Linked DNA regions of Homo sapiens: regions 2 and 3 are each linked to region 1. A link is a loop called in an ENCODE intact Hi-C map of the cell type or tissue named here. Cell type or tissue: ascending aorta. All regions are shown on one strand.

What was found. Hi-C counts contacts between places; a loop is a spot of excess contacts. Peaks named below come from ENCODE experiments on the same cell type or tissue, not always from the same donor. Only the 100,000 strongest peaks of a DNase experiment are listed, where the experiment ranks them.
Region 2: a loop joins it to region 1, with 2.0 times the contacts of the local background. A loop is called at or near these places in 17 of 110 quality-filtered maps.
Region 3: a loop joins it to region 1, with 5 times the contacts of the local background. A loop is called at or near these places in 12 of 110 quality-filtered maps.

The regions. Positions count from the first base shown.
Region 1 is chr14:68,545,182-68,553,181 of GRCh38, reverse strand. It overlaps a transcript of RAD51B not described here. Among named protein-coding and RNA genes, the nearest start is that of RAD51B-AS1, 140 kb to the left of the region's middle. RefSeq lists enhancers at 1,348-1,868, 1,869-2,389, 5,114-5,705. In ascending aorta, no CTCF peak of the experiment used is centred here; DNase peaks (open chromatin) are centred at 4,051, 4,811, 5,431, 6,150 and 1 weaker place; H3K27ac peaks cover 6,245 bases.
Region 2 is chr14:68,626,897-68,634,896 of GRCh38, reverse strand. It overlaps LOC100996664 (a long non-coding RNA gene), which reads left to right and starts at 6,110. Exons shown (of 2, transcript NR_135816.1): 1 at 6,110-6,545; 2 at 7,547-8,000. It also overlaps a transcript of RAD51B not described here. RefSeq lists a silencer at 6,402-6,451. In ascending aorta, a CTCF peak has its summit at 3,964; a DNase peak (open chromatin) is centred at 7,656; H3K4me3 peaks cover 627 bases; H3K27ac peaks cover 3,692 bases.
Region 3 is chr14:68,391,589-68,399,588 of GRCh38, reverse strand. The region is part of intron 8 of RAD51B (RAD51 paralog B); the gene reads right to left. It overlaps LOC101927971 (a long non-coding RNA gene), which reads left to right. Exons shown (of 4, transcript XR_245776.5): 3 at 2,323-2,409; 4 at 3,173-4,293. Among named protein-coding and RNA genes, the nearest start is that of RAD51B-AS1, 290 kb to the left of the region's middle. RefSeq lists an enhancer at 1,700-2,426. In ascending aorta, a CTCF peak has its summit at 4,893; DNase peaks (open chromatin) are centred at 2,038, 3,838, 6,708, 7,738 and 1 weaker place; H3K27ac peaks cover 6,320 bases.

The DNA of each region.
Region 1 (8,000 bases):
TCATGGTACAGCCATGCAGTGGCAAGGAGGGCTTTATCAATAGTACAATCCCAATTTTCTTAGAAGCAAAATGAAATCAGCAACAACAAACACAAATATGTGCGATAGAGGAAGAAAGACTGGAAGGAAATATACAAAAATAGAAACAGTGATTATCTTCTGATGATGAGAGTATGAGGGATTTTTACTTATTCTTAGTACTTTACTCTGAAATTTCTACTATAAGCACATAGTATTTTTATAATTAGAACAACAAGCAAAAATATTAACAATATCATTTCTCCTTAGAAAAGCTGCATGTGATTCAGTTCCTCTTACTTATCCCTTTAAGTGCAGCATTTCCTGGGGTGGTGCCTGGTTGACAGCTGCACATGTAAGGACTAGAAGCAAAGAAAACCATAACCAATTAACATTACAGTGGGAACTGAGGCGTGGAGAATGGAAATGCCTCCACAGAAACGTGTTATTACTAACTTTTTTTTTCCATCATGGGACAGGTGTTTAAGGGAATGCACTAAATTTGCTCCAGATAATTTATTTTTAAAAAAATACTATGATTATTGCATTTTTCTGCTTCTCCTTTCATGGGAACTTTTAACATGGGAACTATTTGGTAATGGATGTTGCATTTTAGGTCTTTTAAATCTATTTAATGGAGGCCCTACTGTGTGCCACCACTGGTGAGACAAGGGGTTATCTGCCATTGTGTCTCAAAAGGGAATGGGGCAGCATCCCTCACTAGGGGCTTTGCAAATGTTTGGGGGAGTTTTTGATTGTCAACATGACTGAAGGAAAGGTGCTGTTGATTTAGCGGGTGAGGGCCAGTGTTGCTACACACCCTGCAATATATGGGGCAGTCCTATATAACCAAGAACGGACCCACCCCAATCCCAATGCCTGGGAGGTGAAACATGGAACCAGACAGTACAGTGCGGAAGACGCAAACTCTAATGCTCCCCTACCCTCAGGCCAGGCAAGCAGAGGCTGTAGTGAAGTGGGGACAGCGGTTTCGAGCACTGGCCAGCATCACTACGCTTAAATCCAGGGTTACTGTATCTCCTGGGCTTCCCAGCAAAGCCAGAAATCTAGATGTGGATGTAAAATTTCCTGATTAAAGAAACAAACAAACACGCACAGAATGGGCCAAACAAAACATATCTATGGGGCAGATTTGGTCTTTAGTCTCCACTTGCAACACTGCCTTAGGTAAAGACGTGGTCCCTGTCTTCATGAGAGTAATAGAACAGCACCCTTATGACTTCAAATGCAAGTCCTAGAGGGGACAAATAAGGGTTCAAATCGCAGCTCTGTCATTTATTACCTACGCTCTTGGCAAGTTCCATAAAATGTAACTGATGGTAACACTCTTTGGTTTGTGCTGAAGATGCATCTGGGGAGAGACCCCAGTGCCTGCACATGGAAAATGATTAATAATGCAGAGCTATTATTATTATTATTAAGGATATCACAGTCTAAAATAAGCATCTACTGTGTACAGCACTCTGTGCTAGGTGCTGAGGTGTAAATAAGTGTGAGAGAAAGCCCTTGACCTGGAGGTGTTTTCATTCTAGAAAAAGAGAGAAATCCTGGATGTAAATACTGTGAGCTGGTCAGATTTAAGAATATGACTGACGTCAGATACTTACTGGAGATCAGAAGCAGGCACTTCTTGGGAAGGGGGGAATCCTGCCAGGCAGAGAGGAAGGCAGGGGAACAGCCTAAGCAAAAGCAAGGAGACAGATGACAAAATCACAGCAACACATGCTTATCACAGCCAGGCACTCTCTGAGGCCTCTGTTGGGGAGAAATCTGCTGCTTGGGCATCAAACCTGCGAGGGACGCGACTTGGGGCTGAAGGGGCCCTGGAGCCAGGTCATGGGACTGCTGACTGCCAGGCCAGAGCATGGATATTTAATGTGTGGACAGGGAGTGGAAACAAGGAAGTGAGCTGTAGGGACAGTGATCTAGGATCCAAGGATGATGTGGAAGTGAAGATGGGGACAGCAGCCGTGTGGGGAGAGCACGCCTGAGGCCTGGGACTGGGTAGTGAGTGCTGAGGAGGTGCTTTGCCAGGCCTCCGGAAGAATGGAATTTGGGAGTGCTGGGGTAAGCAGTTAAAACTGACTGCCTGGGGGATCATGGGAATTTTATATAGGGAAGATAATTTGAAACTTTTGTACCCCCTCCACACTATTCTGGCTTGCTCTCTCCACCCTCTGCTAGGATGTTCATTCACTGGCATGTTTGTTTTCTCTGTTGACTACTCTTCATGGTTATAAATGCCTCTCTTTAACTATTTTTTAAATTTTTGGAAGCAACTCCTTCTCTGGAAAATTTGCTATTATTTCCCAATGTCTTTAGAAAACCTGGACTCATCCCCCACCCCTGCCTTTCTAGAACACAGATCACTGCTAGGGTTATTGATGGACTGGGTACAGCAGAACTTCCAGAGTTTTCGCCCATCTAGGCTGGCTGATAGGGAATTCCATATTGCATATGAAGGAAGGATGTGCTTAGCAAATACCATGAAACAACATTTGCAGGGGAAATTGCTAATCCACTAAAAGAACAAACTGTCTCCAAGCACTCCAACAACATTCATTTACATTCCAACAGGCAAAATGCTGTTTACACAAGAGGCGCATCTATTTTTAAAAGTACACCAGGCACACCTCTTCTAGGGAAGATTCTGTAAGCTGTGACTCTGCAGGATAAAGAGTAATAAGACTGCTTTGCTGGGGATGTCCCATACCTGAGGTTCTTCAGACCATAACCGGATTTGGTCCAAACCAATGACGTTTCGCTGCAATGCATCTTTAGCATGAAAGATTCCATGAATAATCACTTAAGGTCCCCCAACAGACAACTGCTATACAACCACTGGAGGGGTACTTACACCTAAGGACTATTAACCCCTCCAGGAAAGAATCCTTTGCTTTGAAAAGTGAGTATAATGCCCTCATGTCCACATTTCCAGGAGGAAAAGTAAACAAATCCAAGTGTGTGGTGACTGGCACCTCATGGGCCAGGAGGGAGCACGGCGCAGCGTGTGCACAGGAAGTGAGCACTCCAGTGAGTGAAAGGGGGCAGAGCCTGCCTGCAGAGGGGTGAGAAAGTCTCTCCATGTTGCTCCCTCAGAGGAGTCCTGCTAGTTCTTTTTCTGTAGCAGGACAATCTACGCCCTCCTTCTGAGTCCCCCAATCCTCCACCACCACTAAAACAGATGTGGGGGACAGCTGGAAAACTTGCAGCAATGAAGAATTATTAGACAACGGTCAGAGCTGACCGAAGTTTTAAGAGGCTGCCTTGTAGATGGCAAGTTTCCTGTCACCAAACATAAGCTCACCATCAGTCAGCAGAGAGTGGCAGGATTCCGCTGTAGCTTCCCACATGACTTAGTAAAAAGAAATACCTATCAGACTTCTTTTTCCCTTCATCTGGATCTTTCTATAAAAATGTGTCCAGGGCGGCCGGGCGCGGTGGCTCACGCCTGTAATCCCAGCACTTTGGGAGGCCGAGACGGGCGGATCACGAGGTCAGGAGATCGAGACCATCCTGGCTAACACGGTGAAACCCCGTCTCTACTAAAAATACAAAAATTAGCCGGGCATGGTGGCGCGCGCCTGTAGTCCCAGCTACACGGGAGGCTGAGGCAGGAGAATGGCGTGAACCCGGGAGGCGGAGCTTGCAGTGAGTCGAGATCGCGCCACTGCACTCCAGCCTGGGCGACAGAGCGAAACTCCGTCTCAAAAAAAAAAAAAAAAAAAAAAAATGTGTCCAGGGCATGGATGAAGCACTAGATAAGAGCTAACATTCTTGTGGTTAGCTGCACCAATGATTTGGTGCAAGCCACTCCTCACTGGTCAAATGAAGTTTGGGGCTCAAAGAAATGTGAGTTGTGCCCTCCTTTTCTCCCCCCATCCCTCCCCCTGGAACATTCTGTGACTATAGACTGTGGCTCAAAAACGGGGATGTTCCAAGTCTGACTCAGTCACCAGCCTTGGAGTTAGGGTTGTCCTGAGGAGATAAGACAGACAGCTGGGAGACTATCTGGTGGCTTTTGAAGAACCTGACCTACTCCTGGGGCTCAAAACCCTCAGCTCCCACTCTGACTCCCAGGGCCTGAAATGCCAGCCTCACAGTCACTCCCTGGGGATCTGAATACACCCCTACCCACTCAGGGGTCCTGTAATCAAATGCAAATTAGGTCTTTATTCAACAAAGGGGTGGGAGGAGGGATTTGCTGACAACCCTGTGAGTGCCTGGCAGAAGGCCCTGGGGACTGATGGCCCCCCATGGAGGGAGGTCAGGAAAGAAAGGAGAACAGAAAAGGGAGAGAGCTCAGAAGGGGTCAGAGGCCTCGGGCAGCCCCCACTTCATCCCCAGTGTGCCCTGGGTGGGGGGATAATCCTGGGTCATCAGCCTTGGGCATTGTCTTAGCAGTGTCAGGACGCCCACCCTGCGCATCACTGACTACACTTCCGGCCTCCTTGCATGTGATGCTCTGTGCTAACCAGCAATTCTTCAGGCCCAGAACGCACAGACATCCACTCTGTCCCTCTCATTTCTCCCAAGACCCCAAGAAGTCAGGACTCAACACTAAGAGTAGGGCCTGATGGGGCACAGCTTGGAGAAGAGGCGTGCACAGAGGGTGGAGAGCCATCTCGGAACCAGCTCCTGCGGAGTAAATCAAACTGCCGTCCTCCCCCACAACCCGCTCTGCAATCCTTTCCAATCAGGGAGTCTAAAATTACCATATTTACAGCATCTGCAGCCAAGCCAAGCACTAAACAAGATGAATAGCAGTGACGCACGAGCCTGAGTGGGAGCCGGGGTAGAAGCATGCAGCAGGCTGGGCTGGGCAGGGCTGGGCTGGGCTGGGATGGGCCCTGGGGGCAAGTGAGCCACAGCGGGAGAGTGAGGACAGTCCCAGGCAGGGGTCCTGATGGATGAACTCACCCAGCACTAAGGGGAGGTAGAGGAAGGGGTGGTGGGTGAGGAAGCCTCGGTATCTCAGCCTTCTTAGAAAAAGAGAGGAGGCAATTAACAGAGAGAGAACATGAGAATATCCTGCTGACTTTAGGTTTCTCTCCTTCCTCCTCTGCCTCCCTCCCCTTAAACTCTCCAGGAGGAACCCACTGAGGCCTCCAAGACAGGATGCCTTCCATGGAGTTTCCTTGTGTATATGTGGGGTGGGGGATTTCCAGAAGGGTTTTGCTCTGGATTCTTCCAGTGGGGATACCCATGCCTTGTGAGTTTCCTTCCCAAGCAGCCTTTTCCAAGGACACTCTGTCAACCTACACAGACCAGTGACTTCATTCCTAAAAAAGGCCTGCAGGTCTGGGTGCTTTCGTTCTGGAGGAGAGTGAGGCCAGGAATGACAGGGAGTGTGTTCTGCTTCAGGGTGTCCCAACACTTTTTGTCCAAGCCTGGCTGTTCTCTCCCCGGAAGGAAAAACGCCCAGGAAAAGAGGCTTGGTGACTCATGACCTGCTCACTTGTACTTGGAGTTTCAGAGCTAGGAGGGAGCTACAGACAACAGAGAGAGGGAAAGAGACAGGGCCAAGGAACCCGGGCTTGTGGACTCTAAGGCCAGTGCTGTGTCTCCTGCCCCGGAGGTTCACCTTAGATTCCGTGATGCTCCCGGGTGCTGAGGAGTGAGCGGGGCTCCTGGACCCCAACACTCCTTCCTTCAGCCAGAGCATCTCCATTTTGAGCTGTTTTGTGGACTGGCCTTCTCTTTATGTTTTCATTTCATTTCCCCAAAATGTTCAGTGACTTGAGTAAAGTCCCTGGCCTGTACGTGCCGACAGGAAGTGAAAGGTAACAGTGGATGGCCGGAAGGAAGGCAGAATGAGGTGTCTTTAGAAACAGATGGAATGTAGCAGGAGATGCTGAGAAAGGAGGTTAATCCCGACACAAGGTCATGATCAGCACTCACGTGTGAATCAGCCCCCAGAAGAAGATGTCTCCTCTGAGAGATTTAGAGCCAGAAGCCACCTGCACTAATCGTGCCGGAACCTGAACTCAGATCCCGAAGTGTGGGCTGTTTGTTAGGCACCGGTCTAGTCCATGACAGCCATTTGTAATAGGAGGTGAGGAGAGGCTGGATTTGCTGGTGCTTGAGTTGGAGTTGCACAAAAAAAATGTTTCCAAGCTGAGAACATCATGAAATAGGCAGACCATTCAGCACATGACTAATTCTGGCCTCACCCTCAGGGTGTGCTAGAAGGAGAAAGTCCTGATAAACTGCACAGAGGTGTTTCTGCTCTTCTCACTTGCCCAGAATTGCCAAGAGTTTGCCATTAACATTAACATGGTAAGAACTGAGTGGAGTTGGTCGCCCAAGATAACAGCTCCCATTCCCACTGACCTCTGCCCTGTCCTAGGTAGGGCCCATGCTATCCCATAGTAGCCAGAAGTCCTCTTCTCTTCTCCTCCCGCCTCTCAGAGCACACCTGTCTCCTCCCCCCAGCTCCTCTTTCCCACCCTCCAGTGGTATTCCTCCAGTTTTGGGGCTTCTATTTTTTCTTTCAACTCTGTCTGCTCTCCTTGAGTGACTTTACTCTTTGTTGGCTTCGTTTATCACCAAAAGCCTGTGACCTCAGCTCCAGCCATCTTCCAGAATTGCCCACGTATATTTCCAACTGTCTACTGGACATCTCTAGTGGAACATTCTATGGTTGTCTCAAATCATACATGTCCAAGACTGATCTCACTATCTATGCTCCCTTACTTCCCATAACAAGCCCCTCTTCACCTGAAGGTTCCTACCCTGTCTCCTCTCTCTCAGTCAACGATATCACCAGCTACTCAGACATCCACATGGAAACCTCTGGACCCTCCCTCTCCCTCACCAAGGTCTGATGATGTTAACTCTGATGAGTCCTCTAAATCTCTCCCCTTCCCTTCTATGCCACCATAGCCCCGGATTAGGCTCTCAGCACCTCTCTGCTGCTACCAGTCCTTCCTCCAGGATCTCCCAACCTTGGATGTCCCTCCATGGTATCAACTGGAGACAACTGTCTAAACACAGATCTGATTATTCAGTAAGTAAAATATTTGCTGGTGACCCACTGTGTGCCAGACTTTGTGCCCAGAACTGGGAATACAGTGGTGGATACAGTAGGGTCCCTGTCCTCGTGGAACTCACATCCCAGTTAGGGAAATCAAACAAGAAGCAAGCTAAAAAACAGATACATGAATAAAATACTTCTAAGTTGCAGGGTAGGAAATAATGGGGTGGGGCAGGTATCTGTGCCACCCCTTGTAGAAAGACCTTCAGAGGCTCCTCATTACCTACAGAACAAAGTTCAGACCCAAATTGGCAAGCAAAAGTCTTACTAATGCGGCCCAATCTATTTTTCAACTCCCTCTCCCACCACTCCCTTCTTCTGCCCAACCCCCTACTCTATATTCCATGTCCTATTCATCTGTGAATCCCAAGCCCTTCACTCTTGGCAGATAACAAGCAGATAATAAATATTTAGGGAAATCAATGTGTGGACAAGCGAATGATGGATAGGTGTCTATAGGCATGCCCTGTCCCCGTTCTTACCTCTACTCTGGTGGAACTTCTTTACAATGGCCCCTTCCTTTGGGTCTCCAAAATGTTTCTCACACTGTTTCTGCCCCAGGTACTCATAATAATGTCTTTCCTGCTAGACAGTTAAGGCATTAAAGACAAGGGCAATATTGTTCCATTCTGAAAAAAAATGCCTGGCACACAGCAGGTGCCTGAAACATGCCAGTGGAGTTGACTGTGAAGAGCCTGAAGCAAGGGGAAGTGAGTGTTGTCTTTTTTTAGACTGTTTCCTACAAATACTCCAGTGGCCATAATATTTGGGTGGAAAAAAGAAGCATGAAGATATCCACTGCCAAGTGGGCAGCCAGAGGCATACACCTCTTTGCTCAAGGAACAGCCTCAAAGAGCCCAACTTTGTCCCCGTGTCTTTGCCTTTGAAAATAATTTTGCACAAGCAAAGCAAAGAATAATGAACC
Region 2 (8,000 bases), 82 kb before region 1:
ATTCAGGATGCATTCCTCTACCCTCTACCTTTTCCTCCTCCCTCATACTCTGTCCATCTCCCTTCACACCAAAGCCCCCCAAGCTGGTGTAAATGAATCCCCAATCTCTAAACTGTACTCAGCATCCCAGGCCTACGGAGTTGGGGTCCTGGATCTCCTTCTCCCTTGATCTAGCACCATTTCCAGAGGCTCCACCTCCGTCTCACCCCCACCCCATTACTGGCTGACTAGTGGTGGCCGCCAAGGTGGTATACGGGGGAGAGGCATTTTCCAGGCAGGGGTGGGAGGGTTTCGGTGGCTCTGTAGGGACTGTGGAGCCAGTGGCAGGCTGAGAATCCCAGCCACTGGGGGAGGGCAGGTAATATGAGCCCTGGAGAAAGGGATCTGGGGCTAAGGGGAGTGGGAGGCAAAGGCGACGGGCTTTTGAGCACGTTCTCTCCTCCCCACATCACAAGGCACTTCATCCTTCATTCCTCTGGCATTGCCGTTCTTGCACAGCTGTTCTCTGACCCACAACTGGAGACTGTTGAAGGCATTCGGTTTAGGTACAAAAATGGATGCTCTAAGCAGAGGAGGTGACTTTGGGATGGTGTACTAGTAATCATTGATAACAGTAATAATACAAAGAATAACCAGTATGTATTGAGGGCTCATTCTGTGCGAGTGCTTACCTTGATTACCTTGTTGAATCCTCAGTAACTCTACGAGGTAGGTGCCATTTTACCCAGGAGGAAACTGAGGCTCAGAGAGGCTAAGTAACTTGCCCAAGTTTGCACAGTTAGGAAGAGCTGATGGCAGGAGTCCAACTCAAGAGGCTGTACCTTGGAGCCCAGATTCTTGATGCAGACAGGAGGCCAGAACTTGCTTATTCCTGTCAAACTTCAGCAGTCTTGGTCAGTGACAAGCAACTGGAAGACAGTTGCCAAACTCTCTCTGTGCACATTTTGGATGGGCCCAAGGTAACTTGGGCAGTTGCTTCTGGCTACCACCCAAGTGAGCCTGAGCTGTGGTCTCATACCTCACTTGCTGGAACAATCCAAGCCCACTGTTGTCCAAACAGCCCTGGCCAAAAAGAGGCCACTCCCTTACCTCTGTCCTCCAGGACGGTCACATCTTAGGGCGAGGTAGGAACAACAATGGGTGTGTGTGGGTGGGGGTAGCCCCACGAGCTCCAGCCCACAGGCTTCCCTGCTTCAGGATCGCCCTGGCTGGTGGCCTGGGTTTCGGGCTTTTCTGTGCTCTGAGCACATCTAAACATTTGGAGAAAAACAAGAAAGCGAACAATAGACTCTTGTGGGCTGGAGAACAGAGCTAACTTCCCCCAGGGACTAGAGCACTGTTCATAAACTGCCCCAGCTGCACTCTCACGGTCAGGATGTCACTGGAGCCTTGCTGAATTACAGCCTTGTCCTCTCCAGGGGTGGGCTGCGGACTCCTGTTATACATCGTGGGGGGAATGCGAATGCAGTGGGGGAGCCAGCCGTTTGGGGGAAGGCGTATTCTCCTGCTTGAATTTTAAGAAATCACATAAAAAATATGCATCCGAGCCTTGGCGTTGTAGCTCTGCCAAGTCATCCCCTGACAGACATGTCCCGATCACAGCTGTTTGCCTCACAGGAAAAGAATCAGGTTTCTGTCAAGTGGACTCTGGGCACAGCCCCAGAGAGTTTCATGGGGTCCCAAGGACCTGGAGAGTCTGTGGAACTAACTTGTGTGGAGAGCAGTTTAGCCAGGAGGCAATGGCATTGGTGTCCTCAAAAAGAGGCCCAGGGCTGGGTGTGGTGGCTCATGCCTATAATCCCAGCACTTCAGCACTTTGGGAGGCCAAGACAGGAGGATCACTTGAGCCCATGTGTTCAAGACCAGCCTGGGCAAGATGGTGAGAACCCCTCTCTCCAAAAAAAAAAAAAAAAAAAAAAAAAAAAAAAGAAAAAGAAAAAGAAAAAAGAAAAAATTAGCTGGGCATGGTGGTGTGTGCTTACAGTACCAGCTACTCAGGAGGCTGGGGTGGGAGGATCACTTGAGCCTGGGTGGTCAAGGCTGCAGTGAGCTGTGATCGTACCACTGCACTCCAGCCTGGGCAACAGAGCAAGGCCCTGACTGTAAAACATAAAGACCCACTGGTCATTGCGCTGAGTAGGGTGGGCATGGTGGGCCAACGGTGGGTTTGTTGGAGCTGGCTCCCCTCAGGCTTTTTGGACAGTTGCTTCCCATCGTCACAGCCAAGGGCAGCAGGGGCATGGTGTGTTAGGTCAAGAATAAGTTGGTGAGTGGACGGGTGCAAAACAGAGCTCAGACACCCTCCTCATTCACAGCTGGCCTGGCGGGGCCAACCAGGCCCCATAAGGCTAAATCCCTCGATCCGGAGCTCCCGGCCTCCATCCCCAGGACCCTAGACAACTTGTGAGGGATGTCCCCGTCTGGATGGCATCCCTGGAAAAGGCTGCAGTGTTTCTAAAGAGGCTGTTCAGACATCACATCACAGTCCCAGACGGCCGAGCGGCTCCTGTGCTCACTTGGCCGCTCTCCCTGAGAAACACTTTGGATCAGAGAGTGCTTCTAGGTTGTTTTTCCCTGAAGAAGTGGTAAGAATTCAGCGAGCACCCCACAGCTGAAGGAAAAGTCAGTGGCTTTACTTACTGAAAGTATCAGTAAAGAACCTCCCGGAGGATGTGAAGCTCCAGACACTAGATGGGCAAGAAGGCTCCAGATGAGGGGGCCTCGGAGGCAAAGAAAGCGGAATTTAGAAACAAATGGTTTGGCTTCTGGAGAAGAAAGAAAGAGTTTCTTGGTGTCTCAGAGGTTTAAAATGGCTGTGCTAGGTCATGCCTGGCGCATGATGCAAAGGCAAAGGTCAACAGTGTTTTGCTGAAGAGGTCTTCCTGAGAACGCAGCATTCCTTCCTGGCCTGCTTCACTCAGTAAACCCTCACTGAGGGCTCCTGGGATGCAGAGGATCGAAAGATGAACAAGAAATCTCATCTTCAAACTCTCCCAGGCCAGCCAGTGATGGTTATACAGTGTGGACAGAGCAAGAATATGAGGTGGATGGCCAGCACGCAGCGCACACACAGACACTGGAGCCTGGGGAGGCAGGAGCCTGAGCGGCGTCTTCAAGGGTGAGCCAGAGCTGGCCAGGCAGCCAAGGAGGTAGGACAGACACTCCCAGCAGAGGGAACAGACCGTGCAAAGGCTGCCAGTGACAGCATGGCCCCCAGGGAGAGCTGGGACAGTGGTAAAGGGACGAGTGCCCAAAGAGGAAAAGGTGCACCTTATACTCTTTGCTTTTAACTCCCTAAATTTTCTATATGCCGGGCACATGGGAGATTCAAAACCTTGTGGCATGAGGGCCTCTCTTGAGTCAAGTTCCATCCATTCTAGCACATTAACTAAAGGCCTGTCCCCGGCTTCCGAGCTGTAGTGACTCCCCAAGGGATCAATCTCCAGGCCACTCCCTCCTCCCATACCCTAATACTGTCCTGAAAACCCTCTGGTCCACCATGCCAGGGGCAAGCAGTACACTTGCATGTTATGAGGGACGGTTCTGTTCCCAGGAAGTGAAACAATATTATCACTGTATTTTCCTGATTTCTGGTCTCACAGTGTCTTCCCAACCCAGTCCTGGAAAACTGCTATTAAATCAATGCAGCTTTAGAATTGAGGGAATCCAGTATATCCCAACTACACCCGCCTTTTAGACACAGTCTTTGACCATATACGTCCAGAATTTCATATATGCTCCCTAATTGTATTCATTTTTTTTTAACAATTGGACACATAGTTGACAGGCTTAACTCCAGTGAGCATTTGATTGAGGCTACATAATCCCACTTTCAGCGTGCCTAATGATTTCCATCTTTGCCTCAATTATATGAGCTCTGTGAGACCTGCCCTTCTTATCATGAGAATCAGCACTTCATTTTTCCATTTCCACTTATTATTATAAAATAATAGGGCCAAAATGCCAGAAAATATTCAAATACTTGCACAAACACTGCTGAACAGTCCAAAGGTGACGCTGTTGAAATGGAGTTGTTGGCCAGCAGGCAGTATTACCACGTGATGGCTTTGAAATGTTCCTTCATCTGCCAGCCTGGGAGAGCTTGAAACCAGGGGTTGGTTCAAGGGGTTGGAATGGTGGTGGTGGTATGGGTCAATGTAGAACATACGAAAAAAAGGATGTGCCCGTAGAAGTTACCGGCCGAAGGTTGTCTGGAACGATCCCACCCTCTGAAGCTCAGGGGAGTATAAACCCTGGCACCTCCTGCCCAGATGGGCAGGCACTGCTATAGGATGAGGCTGCTGGTGAAGGTTTCTCTCCAAGCAGCTAGTATCGCATCACAAATGTGCTGAAGTAAACCTTCCAATGTCTCCAAGTCCGGAGGTGCATGGGGGGTGGGGTAGGGACGGCCATGCTATTTTATAGCTGGGGAGATTCTGCATACTCATCAGGGAAGGAGGTCAAGTTCTAGGTCACACCTTCCCAGATGTGGCTCCAGGCTGACCTGCTGCAGGGGGACTAGTGGGGGAGAAAGAGCGGGCTGCTGTCATCTACAGAGATAGGGGGTTCACTGGCCAACAGAGTGGTGAAAGGACAGTTAGTGTTGCTTGAAGAAATTCCTCCGGAGGCTCAAGAGTGCCTGGAAACAAACACCCAGGATTTCTCTGCCACTTAGCAACCCAGGCAATGGAACGTGACTTACGTCTCTAAGCTTGTGAGCACAGTCCTGGCAAACTCGGCATTCCTAGGGGCTGTACTGAGAAGAGACTCCCTCTCCTCAAAGCTACCTGAATACCAAAAACCTTTTTCCAAAGCTTCTTACTGTGGAGTCAGAATCCTCCCTGACGTGATAAGAATTTTGTGAGAAGTGGTAGGAAACCTGGTCTTTTAGTTCATGACTAGCATGTTAGAAGGGACCAAACCTGGTCATAGGGACAGGAGGCTTGGCCTCCAGGCTCGCCTCTGCCCTGTCTTTCTGAATGGCTCTGGACAAGTTCCTTCATTTGCAAAGTTAGACTGTTGGTCTATGGTGGATTAGCTTTAATACTCAAGTATTAGAGTATTGGTGAAATGTAACAATATGTGAAATGTGAAAATTATAAAGTATGATTAAAAATAAATATCTTAGGACGTATGTATGCTTTTTGCAGCTGGGGAATGTAAGTCCGACCCTGGGATTTATAACAAACTACCACAGAAGGAGGACTCCTGGGCTCCCAGTCAGGCCTCAAACAGGCATCACAAAACGATAAAGCTATTTGCTTCTGAATCCAACCCTCCCAAGCCAGTTCCTCCTTCACCTGCCCTGGATGGAAGGGCAGCAATTTCCCTTCAAGATGCTGAGGGTATGAAAGCTTTGTTCGCAAGCTGGGGTATGAACACCTCCTTTTTAAGAATAAACGTTAAGACCAAGCACACACTTTTCAGAGCTGCTAACGCCCACATTTTGTGTCTAGCTTTGGGTTTCCAAGACCCAATGTGAAATGCAGTGCTTTCTCTACCTTTAAAGAAGAAAATGGGAAAGAGAGGTGGGTTTTGGGGTTCTTATTTTGCAAACCCCCTGGAGACAATGCAAAAACTCCTCCTCTGCAGCAGCAGGTAAACACCTGAGCTGGGAAGGAAAGCTACCTGGTAGTCCCAATGAATGCCAGCAAGACAAGGGCAGGGAAGAGGCGGGGCAGCTTCTCTGTCAGCTGAAGGCTTACTTTTGTTTGAACAATGTCCCAACCTCAGGAGGGAGGGACAAAACCAAGAATGGTGTGATTTCCCCTGGGGGCCACTGCTAAAATGAAGTTGGGCATCGTGTGGGGCTGGAAGCTGTGGCTGCAGGAAGCCAGGGGTGATGGCCTTCCTGCAGCCGTCTCTCGAGCCCCGAACTTGCGGGAAGAAAGGACTGCCCCCTTCCAACCCGTTCGGGTTGGTTTGCGCTGGAACGCCACGCTTTTCAAAGTGTCTGAGTGATAGGTACTTTCTAAATATGTACAGCGATGGCCTGATAAGCAACTAAGCGTCTGGCTTCGCGGGTTCATGCCCGAGGCTGTGCGGTCGGGGGAGGCTGGGGGCTCAGCCGAAACCTCAGCTCCTCCTTACAGGCCTGGTTTGGAAACGGGCTGTACACTGCTGGGGGCCCCACTTTCCAATGTTTACTTCTGAGATTGGAAGAAGAAGACAAGAAACACCTCCTCACCCCCTACCCTCTGCCTCCACGCCCGCGACTCAGCCCAGGTGACCCAAACGGCAGAGTCAACTTGGCGCAACCGGAGCGTCCCCATCGCGCCGGCCACCCCCAGCCCCCTTCGCCCCTCGCTTGGCCCCACAATGCGCCGTTGTGCCGCGCCTGCCGTCAGGCCGGGGATTTGGAGCAGGGATGGGGGGAATATTCGTCAGATATTTAAAACAGAGCCGAGAGAACAAAGCAGGCCTTTGTGCAGCAGGGCGGCCCGGGAGCTGGGAGCCGCCGGCCCCCAAGCACTGTGCTGGGCCAGGAGAGTGCGCATGCGCGCGGCGACCTGTGCGCTCGGGTTCTGTGCCGGCTTTTACCCCAGGTAAGCGGGGCGCTGCGTTAACCCCTTCCCATCCCGCGCCCCGGGGCGGCCCGAGGCAGAAGCTGGCTCTAGTCTGCTGGCTGCTGCATGTTTAGCCGAAAAAAGAAATAGTCATCTTCCATGTTTCTATAGGACACACAGCTCAAGATAAAATGATACACCACTTGAGAACCCAAATTTTCAATGACTGGAAAGACTGGGACACTTGGGTCATGTAAAAACCAAGACATTTGGAAGATGCGCCATCTTCGGATGCTAGAAGATGGAAACTTTTGATAGGCGTGGGCTTCTTCCGCCTTGTTTATGCTGGGTGAACGGCTCTTTCATTTTTCTGTTCACTGTCACTTGGAATTTGGAAGACATACTGGTTGTCGTCAAGGGCCTGGCTTTTGTTTTGGGTTGTGGGCTGACTGGATGGTGTTTATTTAAAAAAAAATAACTGAATAGCTAAATACAAGTGAAGTGTGCATGGTACAAAGATGACATTGTGTCATGAACCAAGAAATGTATAATTAATGAAATTTTATGCAGAAGAAAGAAAGAAGAGGAAATTAGTAGCTATTTAAATACATTGTGTTGTTGGGGAAGGAGATAAGGTTTCTGAAGTAGGGTAGACTAGGAGTGAGTTGGGGGGAGGTGGCATGTGCAAAGTACCCCAGTTCTGCTTTATATGGACAGTGATTGCACCCCATAGGTAATGGGGACTGGCAGACAGAGGCTGTGGGAAGCCAACGGCAGGCTTAGAAGTGAGTTATTGTGCTTGAATTATTCAGATGGGTGAGAAAGGCAGTCCCAACCAGATGATTTCACAGCCTTCCAAACGCGGCTCCTGGAGCATGTCCAGTGAGGTTAGATGGATCTCCCCCATCAGACAAGTCAGGGGGAGTGCAAGGACTCAAAGGAGGTCTCGTGACTTGTATGCTAGGAGTCTGCAGTAGCCCACCCTGCTCCAACTGTGGACACACATCTGAGGAATTTATGGCTTTCTTTTTCCTTCATAGCTGAATAACCTGGTGGTCACAAGAAAGCAAAGGGATTTTTATGTGACATCATCTTGGCAAGAAGCTCCCTTACCAACCTTGACCTCCAGGTCTCCATGGCAACTGCTGCTGGGACATCATTGGCACCAGATTGTGTCCCTTAAAGGCCACACTGCAGCAAGGGCAGATAAACAATTTCATGGCAACAGTCACGTAGCAATCTCATTCTTAAATGTGGGCTGGTTAGTTAGGATGATGTAAGTGGTTTTTTCCACTCTCTTCCGCATTCTGACTCCAGAATTCTGGGCCTAGGACATAGTCAAAGAATGTACCTTGGGGTATGAGGTAAGAAAACAGGCTGGGGTGGGACTTGAAGAAGTACCTTCTTCTAGACACAGGGACAGATTCTTTTTCCTTTCCCAGTTGAGAGTTCATTTTCTGTCTCGGTTCAACAAAGGCATGTTATCTTTATATA
Region 3 (8,000 bases), 150 kb after region 1:
AAATGAGGCAAAGTGTTAAAAATCAGGTAAAGAGCTGGGCTTGGTGGCTCACGCCTGTAATCCCGGCACTTTGGGAGGCCAAGGCGGGTGGATCATGAAGTCAGGAGATGGAGGCCATCCTGGCTAACACGGTGAAACCCCATCTCTACCAAAACTACTAAAAAATTAGCCGGGCATTGTGGCGGGTGCCTGTAGTCCCAGCTACTCGGGAGGCTGAGGCAGGAGAATGGCGTGAACCCGGGAAGAGGAGTTTGCAGTGAGCCGAGATTGCGCCACTGCACTCCAGCCTGGGCGACACAGTAAGACTCCATCTCAAAAAAAAAAAAAAACACAAAAAAAAATCAGGTAAAGGGTATATGGGGAGTTCAATATACTTTTCTTGGAACTTTTCTGTAGGTTTGAACTCTCCTTCCCCCCCAAAAAAATTAGTGGGAAAATGTAGGTTGGCCTTTCCAGAGAGATTACTTGGTCATTGATATAAAATCAAGACATGGGATTGGATCTCTGGAGAAATTACTAGGGCATTCATATGTTTCTATACATCAGAATCATCTGTTAACTTTGTAAAATGCAGAATCCTAGGCCCCATCCCAAACCTGATGAATCAGAATCTTTGGAGGTGATGCCCAAGAGTCCATATTTTCAAAAACCTCTCTCAGATGATCCTAATATATGCTAACATTTGAAAAAAAATCATGTATTAGGCATTTGCTGTTTTGCCTGCAATTACAGACTCCTCAGATCCCGCAGACAGTCCATGTACCATCATGCATGCATTTGTATTAGAAAATCTCCACCTAGTATCTTGTGATGTGGCTCTGTGTCCTTTTAATCTCAGAAGACATCATTCTGGAGAATGCCCTTTAGCCAGTTTTTAAGACTGACTTAATCCCCCACCCTGCTTCCCAAGAGGAATAGAGAGAAGAGATGTAAATACCCTTTAGAACTGCCATAATTCATCTGCTTGGAGCTGTTGTCTGAGGAGACACCCAAAATATTAATTCAGAGAGACTTGGTAGGAGGGGCGGCTGATAGCCTGGGCATGAAACAGGCCAGGGCTGGTTACCGGGCCCAGGTCCTCACTCAGAGACCCTCATTAAGGCCCCTCCTCAGTCTTGCTCCTTGACCTGCATTGCTTCAAGACACCAAACAAGGGTCAGCTTTCAGAGTTCACACTCTGCTGTGTTTCCTCAGTGACAGCAGGAACAGAGTGCAAGTAGGGGAGCAAAAAGAATCAAGTGAGACAAGACAGAAATGCTGAGGTGCTTTGAAAACTCCAGAGTGCCTAAGTGCATCTGATGAATTTGACTTAAAGTGCTTCCTTTGATCCCACAACATGGATACAATCCTTATTCCCGTTTCATAGGCAGAGAAGTGACTTGACCACCAAAATTCACCTGGTCAGAGGGAGAGCTGGGCCCCGGCCCAGGCCTTCCCCAGCTTTAGCTGTCCCAGCTGCCTGCTGCCCTGGCACTGGAGAGCACGTCATGGTGGAGAATGCTTTCAATTATCACCTTGCCCAGAGTGTGAGGATTTATGGTTATGCTTTCCTCCCTCCCCATCTCCATCAGCCTCTTTGGGAAGCAGAGGATCCTGATAGGAATCAGCATATGTTCCTGCGTGGGAGGGAATGGAATGCTGGCCTCACATATGTTTGCTGCCCTCGAGGCTCTGAGAAGGGGGTGGGGGAAGAAGTAAAATGTTGACATTTGGTGGAGGCAATCCCAGTGTCCTTTGCTCCCAGAATTTTAGACCAGAACCCGAACGTTTTTGTTTCCCACACTGGTAAATTCACTCTGGCTGCAGAGTTCCTTCAATGCAGTGTGCTTCCTTGGCCATCTGGACCCGGCTTTCTGAGGCAAGGCTGAGGGAAGCTGCTACACTTCTCCTTTTGGGGGCCTACACACACACACACGAGGGGTGTCCCCATGGCCACCATGCCAACACAAGGCTCACCACAAACTGGGGCCACAGGAGGGAGGAAAACTCCATTTATGACAGGAATTCGCAGCTCACAAGTTTCAAGGTCCAAACAGTGTGCAGTTTACCAGGGTGTGGGGCTTAGGCAATGGAGATGACCTTGCTTTAACTTCCTCAAGTATCTCTTCACAAGCATGTCCCAATCCCCGGGGAGTGGAGGGTAGGGCAGTCAAGTACTTTCAGGCAGCCGCCTCATGGCGGGAGAGGGAGCTCATGAACAAAATGTGCTGAGGCTAGCAGGGTTATTTTAATTGGGGGAACTGGTTTTGGTGTCAGTAGCCAGTCAGTTCACATCTGCAAAATATGAATTCTTAAGCAAACCAATTTCCTTCTTCCTCGAAGGCCAATGCTTATCCAGAAATGAGACAGAACTATGGGTTTACTGCAAATGACCAGCATCCGCAAAGTGATCAAGACTACCAACTTTGGGTAATGTGTCCCACATCTCAGATGTCAGTTGATATAAGACATTACAGTAAAGAATTATGAGGTAACACTTTGGGATAATTATTGTTTTCCAGGCTAAACACCTTACATACATTATCTCTGTGAGGGAGGTACCATTATCATACCAATTTTCTAGTGAAGGAAGCTGCGCTACAAAGAAAGTGATTTGCCCAAGGCCACCTGGCAAGTGGCAGAGTCAGGATTTAAACCCCAGAGTCTGATTCATTATTTTTCTTTTCATTGTTTCTTTTGGCCATTTAGATATTACAAGAATGGCCATTAATCTCCCTTTCTAGGAGGGAAAATGCATGGAAACTACCCCCTCCCCGCCCCAATTTTCTGGACATCCCATTCATTTTCTTTTCCTCATTAAATTATAATATTCAGTTTCTTATTCAGAGTCATTTGGGCCTTTCTAGAAAAGCATATTTTAATAATGTTCTCTCCCTATTGTTGGGAAACTCTTAGTCATACGACAGGTTTCTAGAAATTGATACCAAAAGAAAAATAAATCTCCAGGTTTTCTCCAACTGAAAATATGTAAGGTGATCCCAGTTGCCAAAATCATGACTGGCTTTCCTTCTATGACTATCATCTCCACATCTGGTTCACCTTCTTTGCCAGAAGTACATGATCATATATCTTTCTGTATCTTAGGATGTTTCACTATTTTATGACATTTCTAAATAGAATCGCTGTGTTAATCATCATTATAATCTGATAATTACATTATTTATTTTATCAGTGTTCACTCTGCAATGAAAAAATGAACCAGCAGAAGGTGAATGTGAAAGACTAAGAAGAGCCCTGCAGAAAACCCGTTAGCCCATGTTTTCATCTGTAATGTGGATGTGGGATAGGAAGAGGGACAACGACATAGTACCGACCAGGTTCCAGAAACTATTCCAAGTGCTTTACGTGATAAAAATCTCTTAATTGTCTCAACGACCATACGAAGTATATCTCTAGTGTTGCCCCTATTTTATAGATGACAAAACCTTACTGATATCTGTATAGCTAGTAAGTAGGAGAGACAGGATTCAATCTGTCAGCCCAACTCTGCCGGTGCCCGTGTCCCTGCTCTGTGATCCTGACAGGCAGCCACAGCCAGGAGTCCGTCCTTGTTTTAGATATTTCCCATGTCTGCTGCTCAACTAGACCCTAACGGTGGATTCTTGGTACATCCTTACCCAAGGATAACCCATAAGTTTTCATGACATTACCACGGACTCGTCTTGCTTGTGAAACCAAGTAATAGTAAAAACAGAAGAATCATGTGTTAAAAATTTTTTGAAGTAAATGATTCTGTCATCATTATTCTTAAAGAAAGTGATGTACCCAAGGTCACACACTTAGTCACTGGTCAGTCCTGGGGCAAACACCCCTTGATGTCCAGCCCTTGAGTCAGGATGATTGCTTCATCTAGAAGGCACCATGGGCACTCTGCCTGAATCCAGGAACCTCTGGAGTTGTATATGGCTCTGTCCAAGACAAAGGAATCCGCTGTACCAGATCCACAGAAGCCCTGGCTCTAAATTAAAAACAGCACAACAACAACATTGCAGCAACAACAAAATAGTAATACAATAAAAGGTGGGAAGACCTCGAGAGCATAAAAATTTCCTTAAACTGATCATCAAGGAAAGGAAAGGGAGGATTCCTTCTTTAAAGAGGCAAGTGCCTGCCAGCAGGAACCTAAAACTCATTATTATTCTGTATTTTCTTTTTTCATGACTAAAAAGTTTTTCTATCCTCCCCCTTCCTATCCCTATCAAAAGACTACCCCCTCCACAAGACAATCACAAACTTTAAAAGTAGCAAGCCCTCACTTCAAACAAAATGTAAAAATAAAAATTCAAAAACCCATAGTGTTTGCAAAACAGCTTTGTATGGAGGAAGGGCAAATCTTATCTTAAGAGAGGCTAATTTCATAGGAATCGGGCAAAGAGAGGAGAGGTAGAAAGGGTGGGAGCACAGAAGAAGGGGAGGCGGGAGAGGAGGGGATAAAGGAGGAAGAATCGCTGGCTTTAAAAAGCAACATTGTCCAGAGAGGTGAAAGGGAACAGATGGCCGTGGAGAATGTGGCCCTCAAAGCCTGAAGAAAGGGGGGGATGCCGACAGATCTTGCTGTTTCCCATTGATGCCTGAATGTTCTGGTGCGGGGAGCCGAGGCCAGTGCAGGGGACGGACCTCTGTTCCCAGCAGCTCACTGGGGCACTGGCGCTGAGGCTCACTGAGAAAAAGAGCAGGCGGGGGTGAGGGGGGCTGGAGGCAGCTGTGGCTGCAGAGGGAAAGGACAGTGGGCAGCATCGGAGACGTGCGGCTTCCACAGCCTTCTCTTTTGGCCCAGCCCAGGGAGGTCAGCCCAGTGCTGGTCTTTGCCCTGGCAGAGGTGAAGTAAAGGACAGGAGCCCGGGCCCAAAGCCTCAGCATCCTTCCCCTCAAAACCCACTGGGGGAGCCCTGTCTGGGATAAAGTAGATACCTTGGGAGAGGGAAATGAAGAAAATATTCCAAATGCTTTCAGAGGATTGAGACATTCAAATTAAAATAAACAAGAAATCTGGGTCTCTGAAAAAGGTCAGAGAATCCTGCCAAGGAAACCTTATATTATTTCATGGAGTCTCAAGGCAGAGAAGTGATTTGCTGAGAAAAACAAAAATGAGTTGGTGGCAAACCCAGGAAGGAATCCAAGAGTCAGTTTCAGAGGACTGAGTCAGCCCCCAAAGAGGTTCAGGATTCAAGGTGGGCCTCCCTGGTCATTGCTTGTAGCTGTGCCACACCGGAGGATTGTTACTGGAGACTCACAAGTCAGTACAGGGCAGCACTAATACAGGAACCTCTGGCCAGCTGGCGAGCCCGTCCTTCCTGGAGGGAAAAGCCCAGCAGCCCCTGCAGATGGAGGCCTGAGAACTTGGGAAGGTGGGGAAGGGTTTGCGGAAGCAGCGATTACAAAGAGGCTCATAAACTTTAGGGGACAAAGATGCAATCACTGTAATTTCCTTAACTTAACTTTGATCAGAGAAATTATCATTCCAAATGACATCTTGACCTCTCCCTACACCTGCAGAAGATGTTGATAAAATTCAGCCCTGCTCCTGCCGACTAAAGAGGGAGCCACCTTCTGCCTGGCTCACTGTTCAGTCAGCCCACAGAGACTGCACAAGTTCAAAACAAAATTCCCCCAGTTCTTCTCTTCCTCTGTCTTCTTCCCTGGCCCTAAAAATGAGAAAGACCTGAATTTGGGGCAGACGGTCTTTCAAACAGTGGGGCAGGAGTTTGCAGAAACAGATCCCTCATCAGAACAATCTTTTGGAAACATTCCCACACATTTCAGGGCCCCAAAAACATCACCCTCTGTGAGAGTAAAGGAAGTTAAAAGGGGGCCCTAAATATATTTAGTGACCTGGCAAGTTCACCTTTACCTGGGGCTAGGCCTCCATTGCCATGTCAAAGAGCCACCAAGCCCCACGTTTTGCACTGTAGATGCATCTGAGTCACTGAGAAAATTCCCATGGAGCGGCTCAATAAAAAAAGATCAACCATGATAAAGACCTTGCCTTTTATTTCCCTGCTTCAACCAAATTGCTCCCCAGGCGCTTTAGATTTAGAAGCTCTACTAATCAACCTTATAAACAGCAGCCCAGCCACTGCATAGAAATTACTTTGTATAGCTCCTAAGCGAAATTACCCCAGGGGATAGAAGATGCCCAAGGCTTTAACAATCACACCATAACACAGCCTCAGTATGAGAATAGAGGACAAGCACACTTTGACATCCCAATTGAAACTCCGGGCTGAATCCGACATAGAAGAATGTAATTACCTTTCCTAGTTTGACGGTGCACTGAAGAAACTGGAGAAGCGGAATACCTATTAGGTTCCCACTAATCCTCCTCCTAAATTCAAAGCAGGGCTAGTCCCTGGAATTCATTTCTGAGTATCCTTACTCTCTGCTATTGTTAAATAGCTCAATTGATAAGTCCTTCCAGCTAATAATGTTTTCCACGGAGCTCACCCCCTCCTCTTTCCCAGCAGCTCAAAGCACTTTACAAATATCACCTCATTATTCTTTATAACACTCAAGTGAGCCTGATAGGTGGAAAGGTTAATTATCTTCTCCTTCCCAATAGGGGAAATAGACAAAGGAAGGAGAAGTGACTCGCTGAAGCCAGCAAAGCAGAGGCAGAACTGGAACTAAAACTCAGCCATTCTCCTGACTCCAAACACACACATGTCCTATGTCAGCTTGTAAAGCTGTTCTGCTGACAGGGCAGGATTTTCTCGGCGTGGGCTGTGTTGTAATCAACAGGTCTGCAGAACTGGGGCACCAGGCTGGAGGGGAAAGGGCATGAGTCGAAATGGGGAGGCCCCACTCAAACAGCCTTCACTAGTATGGACCAGTTTCTTTACCTCCGAATCTCAGTGTCCTCCTCGGAAAAGGAGGTGTGTAGATTATAGGATCTTTCAGGTTCCTCCCAGCTCTTAGGTAATTGGTGAAGTGAGAGTTTCAAAAGAGGGTTCTATTATTCACCAGCCCCTTGTGATCACGTGGGCCTCATTCCTCTTGTAAGCCTGAAATAGCATCTTTGTTTATAGAGTGCCCTATGTCATCCACTGTCCACCCAGTGGGGATCAAATCATTCAGTTCAAAGTGGCAAATGGGAGAGAGAGTCCTATAGGGCATCAAGGCCAAGCACTAAAGAGATATGGAGACAGGCAGGGAGCAGGAAGACAGAAGACTAGAAGGGTCATAAAAGGAAGAATTGGCAAACAACATCTTGAGCTGTGCCTTGGTCCTCACCAGGGCACCCCCTACATTCCAAGGAACCTATGACAAGCCTTCCGAAGCATAAGAAGATTCCAAAAAAACAGGGTTTGCTTGGGTTTTTCTAAATACAGGATTTACTTGCCAACCCCAAAACCCAAGTGAACAATGCCCCAATGTACCCTGTAGTGGTGGTTTTCCATTTAAACAGAATTTGATTTTAATGAAATAACATTGATGTACCTTCCTCAAGTTAATTAAAACCAGATTATACAGGTGGTGCCATAGTTTGTAATTTGTATTGCTTGAGCCAGATAAACCTGAGCCTTTAGAAAACCTGTAGTATTTCATCTCTCTGATTTTCTACACTTTCTCTTCCTAAATGATGCTTTGCTACTCCTCATTTGCCATAAAGTGAGTTGGAGAGAGAGGACATTTAGTAAAACCAACATTTATTTGTAGGGGAAGCAGCCCCCGCAACCAGAATAATGACCTTGGAAATGGTTTTGTGTGATGGGGCGATTGCAGTGACTGGATATAAAGGACTGACTGTGCAGCTGCCAGAAAGAAACACATTTTTGTAATATCTGAGTTGTTTCTATTGGCCTGGTCTGCCTTGCATTCACCATGGGAACTGAGTCAACAAGTTTGCTTGCTTTTCTTTCATACAGAGCATTTTTTTTCCACATACAGGGTAAAAGGAATAAAGAATAGATATCCCCTGAAAGTCAAAGGCTTCATGATAAAAAAAAAATGGGTATAATGTTATTATTTATCTCCAAGTCCAGTTGTAAAGGCAACTGGTT